Regions from separate parts of the Mus musculus genome. Here region 1 is linked to region 2. The links are chromatin loops, found by intact Hi-C in ENCODE. Cell type or tissue: heart. All regions are shown on one strand. Each heading gives the region's core, and the rest is flanking DNA. Links, peaks and the distances in the headings are about the cores only.

Evidence for each region. Hi-C counts contacts between places; a loop is a spot of excess contacts. Peaks named below come from ENCODE experiments on the same cell type or tissue, not always from the same donor. Only the 100,000 strongest peaks of a DNase experiment are listed, where the experiment ranks them.
Region 1: a loop joins it to region 2, with 8 times the contacts of the local background. A loop is called at or near these places in 33 of 42 quality-filtered maps.

The regions. Positions count from the first base shown.
Region 1 is chr4:150,033,741-150,036,649 of GRCm38, forward strand. It overlaps Gm13067 (a long non-coding RNA gene), which reads left to right. Exons shown (of 7, transcript XR_390962.2): 4 at 1-1,568. Among named protein-coding and RNA genes, the nearest start is that of Gm13067, 5.8 kb to the left of the region's middle. In heart, for the core only: a CTCF peak has its summit at 1,815 (motif pointing right); a DNase peak (open chromatin) is centred at 1,621; H3K27me3 peaks cover 1,478 bases.
Region 2 is chr4:150,097,904-150,100,812 of GRCm38, forward strand. It overlaps Gpr157 (G protein-coupled receptor 157), which reads left to right. Exons shown (of 4, transcript NM_177366.3): 2 at 855-1,068. Among named protein-coding and RNA genes, the nearest start is that of Gpr157, 12 kb to the left of the region's middle. In heart, for the core only: no CTCF peak of the experiment used is centred there; a DNase peak (open chromatin) is centred at 1,148; H3K27me3 peaks cover 1,597 bases.

The DNA.
Region 1 (2,909 bases), core at 286-2,785, 64 kb before region 2:
CTCCAGTGGAGAACAAGACAGACCCTCAGAAGGGTTAGGAGGGCTTGGGACCAGACCGGAGAACCTGTGTCCGGGCACCAGCTTTGGATCTTCCGCTCTGAGACTGCAGCTTGGAAGACAAGGCTGCCTTCTTGTTTCGGGGTAAGGATGGGGTTTCCAACTCAGGCATCTGATAGGTGAGAGGCAGGGACCTACTGGGATCCTATTCTTGAATGTTCTCCTTTGGCATTTCTGGGGCAGTCTGTGACAAGAACGGCTTGGAAGTGGTGGGGAGAGGTTCGTGCGCCCCGCAGCGTGTAGTCCATTGGCAGAAGGTTGAAGTTGGATGTGATGTCCAGCTTCCTCTGCAGAGGGAAAGCAATCCAGTGAATGTGGGTGGGGTCCATAGCTGCTGGTGGCCCTCTTGGGTGAAGAAATGGGTTTTCGTGGCAGGAAGCAAGGCCTGGAAACAGAGAGGGAAGCCTCGGGGGTCCAGGAAGCATCCTCTCCCCCGTTGTTGGTAGGGAAAGACTTTATTCAGGCAATAGCTTGAAATTGTCACCCAGGAGCCCGTTCCTGGTCTCCCGGGCAAAGTGGGAAGTCACAGCATGCTGCACACCCTCGAGCTGACTGTTGTAGGCTTGCTCACAGTTGTGAGACACTCCAGAGGCTGGGGCTGCTCACTGTTCCGGACCCTGAACTTCATGCTGGAAAACATATTGTCCCCATGCCCGCATTTTCCTGCTTTGGGTTGAGGGTCTTCTCCTCACAGGTCGCCCTTGAGGCCTGCATTGTGCTGGGAAGAGGGAGGAGGGAAGTTGGCGAGAAGATACTGAGATAGCCAGAGTAACGGGGCCAGCAGACCCTGGTGTTTCTGTGCTGATGTAATCAGTTTTAGGAACTGTTTAGGCCTGTGGCTGTCCCAGAACTGACACCGGGAACTCTCTTGTTCAGCCCAGGACAGGACAGCATTGCGGCTGTGTCTCCCTGCCAAGGACGCAGGGTGAGGTGGCTCTCCAGAAGTGCTTCACCCTTCAGGCAGAACCAAGTGGTCACTCCAGGGACTCGGGTACAAGGGAGAGTTGACAGCTACCAGAGTTTGGCCTCCATCTGGCAATTGCATGCTGATTGAGGTTACCCTGTGAAGAGGCAGCGCCCAGACTCTGGAAGTCAGGCAAAGGCAGGGGTCACAGGGAAAGATACTAAGTTGCTCATGGGATCCCGGGCCTGCAGCACTCCATCGTGTCTGTGGTAAGCAGCAGCCCCACTGTCTGTCTTCTGCAGATCTGACAAAGGATCAAGCTTTGTCATTCCTTTTACACACTTAAACTTTAACCCTGAAGCCCAAAGCACAGTGACTTCGCAGACACTCTAGACTAAGCCAGAACTGGAAATTATCCATCCAACCCCTGAGCTGTGCTTGGAGCTGAAGAAAGTGAGATCCGGAGGAGAGCTGACTTTCCCAAGGACATGGAAGGCTCAGGGCTGACCTGGGATCCCCTAGGACAGGTTTCAGCCTGCCATATGGAGTAATGATGAGATCATCAGCGCTGGACCCACCAGGTGCCCCGATGGTGCTATAGGACAAGGTAAAGAAACTGGGGATCTGGAGGGGACACAGGGACCATGAGCAAAGCCAGGTGAATACGAGACAATTCTGCTTCACTCCCTTTGAGCGCCTCTGCAGCACCCCTGGTTTACAACTGTCACTGGGCAACTTGCCAAGGGGAGAAGCCATTCTGCTGCTTTTATAGTTCCTCCTCTGCAATTCTGGAAAATCAGGGCCACTTGGGTCTGGCGGCTCGCTGTCTGGTTATTGGCGCTGTAATTCAGACATTGTCCAGCAGGTGGCTCCCAAGGACACGGTAAGGAAATGGAGCCGGCGCTCAGTCTGGCAAGCCTGTTTCCAAGAAAGGGCTTTTCAGTTTTCCATGGTCCGGTGAATTGAGGCAAGCAATAGTTTTTCAATTTTTTTCTTTCAACTAATAAGTTTGCTTAGGAATGTCTGGGGCGGTTTGGTACCGGTGTCACCTCCTGAATCCACCCTCATCTTATTTTTGCAGTGCAGTGTGGTGTATTTGTGGGAATTTCACCGCGGTTCTCATTTCTTAGAGCCGATATGACATGTCATTTATGCACCAGCGATTACCAGAAATATTCCCAAGGAAGGTCTATCATTCTATAGGGTGGCCAAAGTAGGTCCTGAACTCGGCCTCTGCTGATTTTCTTCCCCCCTCACAAACCCCTTTTTTCAAGGGGCTCTGTCCAACCCATGCTTGCTGAATATCACCAAAAGACAAGCACAGACGTGGACAGCAACCAGCCACAGCTTTGGTGTCATTCTTATCCTGTCAACCTCTCCCTCAAGAATTGAAAGATATTTCCATCTGTGGCAGTATCTGTTAGGCATCTCAGTTCACTTTTGTATCCAGAGAGGTCCCTGTTTCTTCTCAAATGGTTTCTTGTCATCAACGCGCCTTGATGACCTTCAGCTGTACAGAGGTGAACTACTGCACTCCTCTAGAAATCGGCCCATTTGCTTAAATCAGATTGTCTTGCTTCTCTGTGATAAAACACTCTTTAGAGACTCTAATGTCTGTGTTGGATGGTCCTGTCTTGGTCACTTCCGCTTTAGGTCAAAGTGGAAGTCTGTATTCTACCAGCCTGAGTGTACTGCAGATCGGTAGAGCTGCCAGACCCCTGCTGAGATCTAGGTGACCTTGACAGGGTTACCGAGAAGCAACCAAGAAACTTAGCCAGAGCCACCTTCAATGGGACCAATAAGCAAACAAAAGTTTTTTTTTTCTTTTTATTTTGACTTGCTTTAAACCTTATTTTCATTCATTCTTTGAGTGTCTTGGGGATACACAAGCACAGAAATCAGAAGATAAAAGGCAGGAGTCAGTTCTGGTCTTCTATCCAGTGGGTTC
Region 2 (2,909 bases), core at 140-2,639:
CTCCCAAATCCTTCAGCCCCAAGCTCCCCCTAGTTGCTGAGACTGACTGGAGTGTTTAAGCCTTGGCGTACATGCTGATGTTTGCAGACCGGGGCCCACACCCCTCAATGCAGGGCTTGTAGAAACGGGAACCATCTGGCCGCACCTTCTTTTAAAATTATTTCCTTTTTCAGTATGAGTGTTTTGCCTGTGTGTCTGTCTGCTCACCTGTGCCAGAAGAGGGGGATGGCCTGAAACTGGAGTTACCCATTTGTACCAGTCTGCAAATACCAGCATTTGTGTGAGGTTTCAACCCTCCTTCAGTCCCCTGGCAACCTGGGGCAGCTTGGGGTTGGGAGAAACCAGGGTCTGGATTGGGAATTGTACGCTACGGGTGGGCAGCAAATCCCCTCGGCCCCAGATGGTTGTGAGTTACCATGTGGTGCTTAGACTCCTGGAAGAGCAGACAGTAATCTTGACCACTGAGCTGCGTTTTGAGAGTCTCACTCTGTAGCCCAGGCTAGCATCTCACTGTGTAGTCCAGGTTGACCTGGATCTCACAGTGGTCTATCTGTCTCCACCTCTCAAGCGCTGAGCTACAGGCAGTTACCAGCATGCTCAGTTTCTGTGGTGCTAGAGAGGGCCATCTGTCTCCCTTCTAACCAAGCCACATCCCCAGCCCTAAAGTCCTGGCATTCTAAATTAGAGCAGGCTTTCCCATGCCCTTCCTGCCCTCCCTTGTTTTGTAGGAGCACTGATGCTGGTTTGGGGAGCACTGTCCTCTTCTGAGAGAACCCCAGTCAGTTTTGCCCATGCTAACACTATAGGGTGTTATGGGCTAACCTTGGCATCTCTCTCTTCTCATTCTTCTTCAGCTGGGGTGTCCCGTTGGCCATCACAGTGGCAGCCGTCTCTCTAAAGAAGATAGGCTATGATGCCTCGGATGTGTCTGTGGGCTGGTGCTGGATCAACCTGGAGGCTGAGGACCGTGTCCTGTGGATGCTACTGACCGGGAAGCTGTGGGAGATGCTGGCTTATATCTTGCTACCTCTGCTGTACCTTTTGGTCAGAAAGCACATCAACAGGGCGGTAGGTGCCACTGCACTGGCCCTTAGGGGACAGGCTGTATCTCTGAAGACCCAAACTAACGCTAAGCCATAGGGACTGTGTACCTGGGCCGACTTCCAGGCTGAGCTGGCTCAGACAGATAAAAGGTAGCTGGACCGCAGAGCTACATTTTGCACATGGTCCTGCACTGCCCCCTTGTGGTAAGATTCGGTATTACATTAAGAAATTAACATCAAGGTCAAGGATGCTACTAAGTAGAGTTGGCCACAGATAACGCACCTAGTTACCCTCGGCGATCAGAATTATGGAGACCACAAATCCACGGGGATATCCCGAAAAGGAGGCTTGTCCTATGAAGGATGGGAGCCTATAAACTGATCAGTAGCTAAAGCAGTGATGGCTTCCAAAGAAGTGCACTGAGTTCAGACTCCAGCCAGTGAGAGCCCCATTTCCTAACGTGTATTTATGTACTTTTTTTTTTGAGACGGGCCTTGTTTTGTTGAGATGGGGTAACATGTAGCTCAGGCTGGCCTTGAACTCATGATATAGTCCTGTCAAGGATGACCTTACATTTCTGCTCCTGCTTCCACCTTCCTGTTAGGATTACAGGCACGTACCAGCATACCAGTTCGGCAGTGCTGGGGCTGGAACCCAGGGATTCATGCACGCTAGGTGAGAGCTCCATCAGATGTACTATATCCCTTAGCCCGGAGACAGAGTCTGATCTGGCTCAGACTGGCATCACACAGCTGAGGACAACCTTAAACTCTTGTTTCTCCTGCCGCTGCCTCTCAAGCAGTGAGAAACTTTAAGTTTTTAATCCCCTGAGTTTTCAAGGCAGAAACCCTGGGAGGGTGTGTCTTACTGGGTTGCTTTGTCCTTCCGTGCTTGAGATTGACCCAGTAGCCCTGGCTGACCTTGAACTCACAGAATCCACCTGCCTCTGCCTCTCCAGTGCTGGGATTAAAGACTATCCTGTCTGGCCCTGAGCAGCCACTTTTGACTGACAGATGCTTCTTGTAGGTATCTGTGTTCTTGGGACACCTCATCCCTGTACAGCATTTACATCTGTGTCTTCTGAGACCCTGGCTCTCCATTTAGCTGATCCTCACCTGCGCCATGTCCTTGCTGGCTCCACTGGAGTCCTGGCTGCAGGGCAGGGCCAACAGTGTGTCCCACACAGACAAGTGGCTGAGCCTTTCTGGATGCCCGTATACATCCTCCCACTGGGAAGATGAGGGCTGCTCCTGGAGAATGAAGCCCCGCCCCCAGCTCTGCCAGGCTTCATCCTTTTATGTGTGCCTCTGTCTTTTCTAGAGCAGGGCAAGGAGCCCTCAGTTTGCCAGGCTGGTCGCTGCATGTGACAGTTTCCTCTTGCACTTTGGCAAGAGTTTTCAGAAAAGAAGACGAAGTGGGCAGGGAGGTGGGAGCATAGATCATCTCCTGCCTGGAGACAGGGAGGAGAGCTGAAAATGAGTCGGGTTGAAGGTTGGCATTCAGGGATGCTAGGCATATGGCTTCCGAGGGCTTCAGTGTCCCAGACCAGGCTCAAACAGACACCTCTCGCTGGCCACCTCAGTTGGTTTTGCAGATCTGATTGTGATTTGAAACTGAACGTTTTTCTTGCGATGACAACCATTCCCAAGGAATACAAGAGCCTAGACTGGCTCCATCCTTCCCTCTGCCCCTTCTGTGGGCAAGCCTGCACTCTGGGGATCCTGCATTGTGGAGGGGCAGGGATAAGCTGAGAAACAAAGGTGGATGACCTCAGAGGATGGAGGTTGGAAGAACCCTGGGAAGCAGACAGCAGCCGGTGGCTAGGATGGGGTCAGGGGGAATGGCTGGCTGTGAGCTTCATCCTG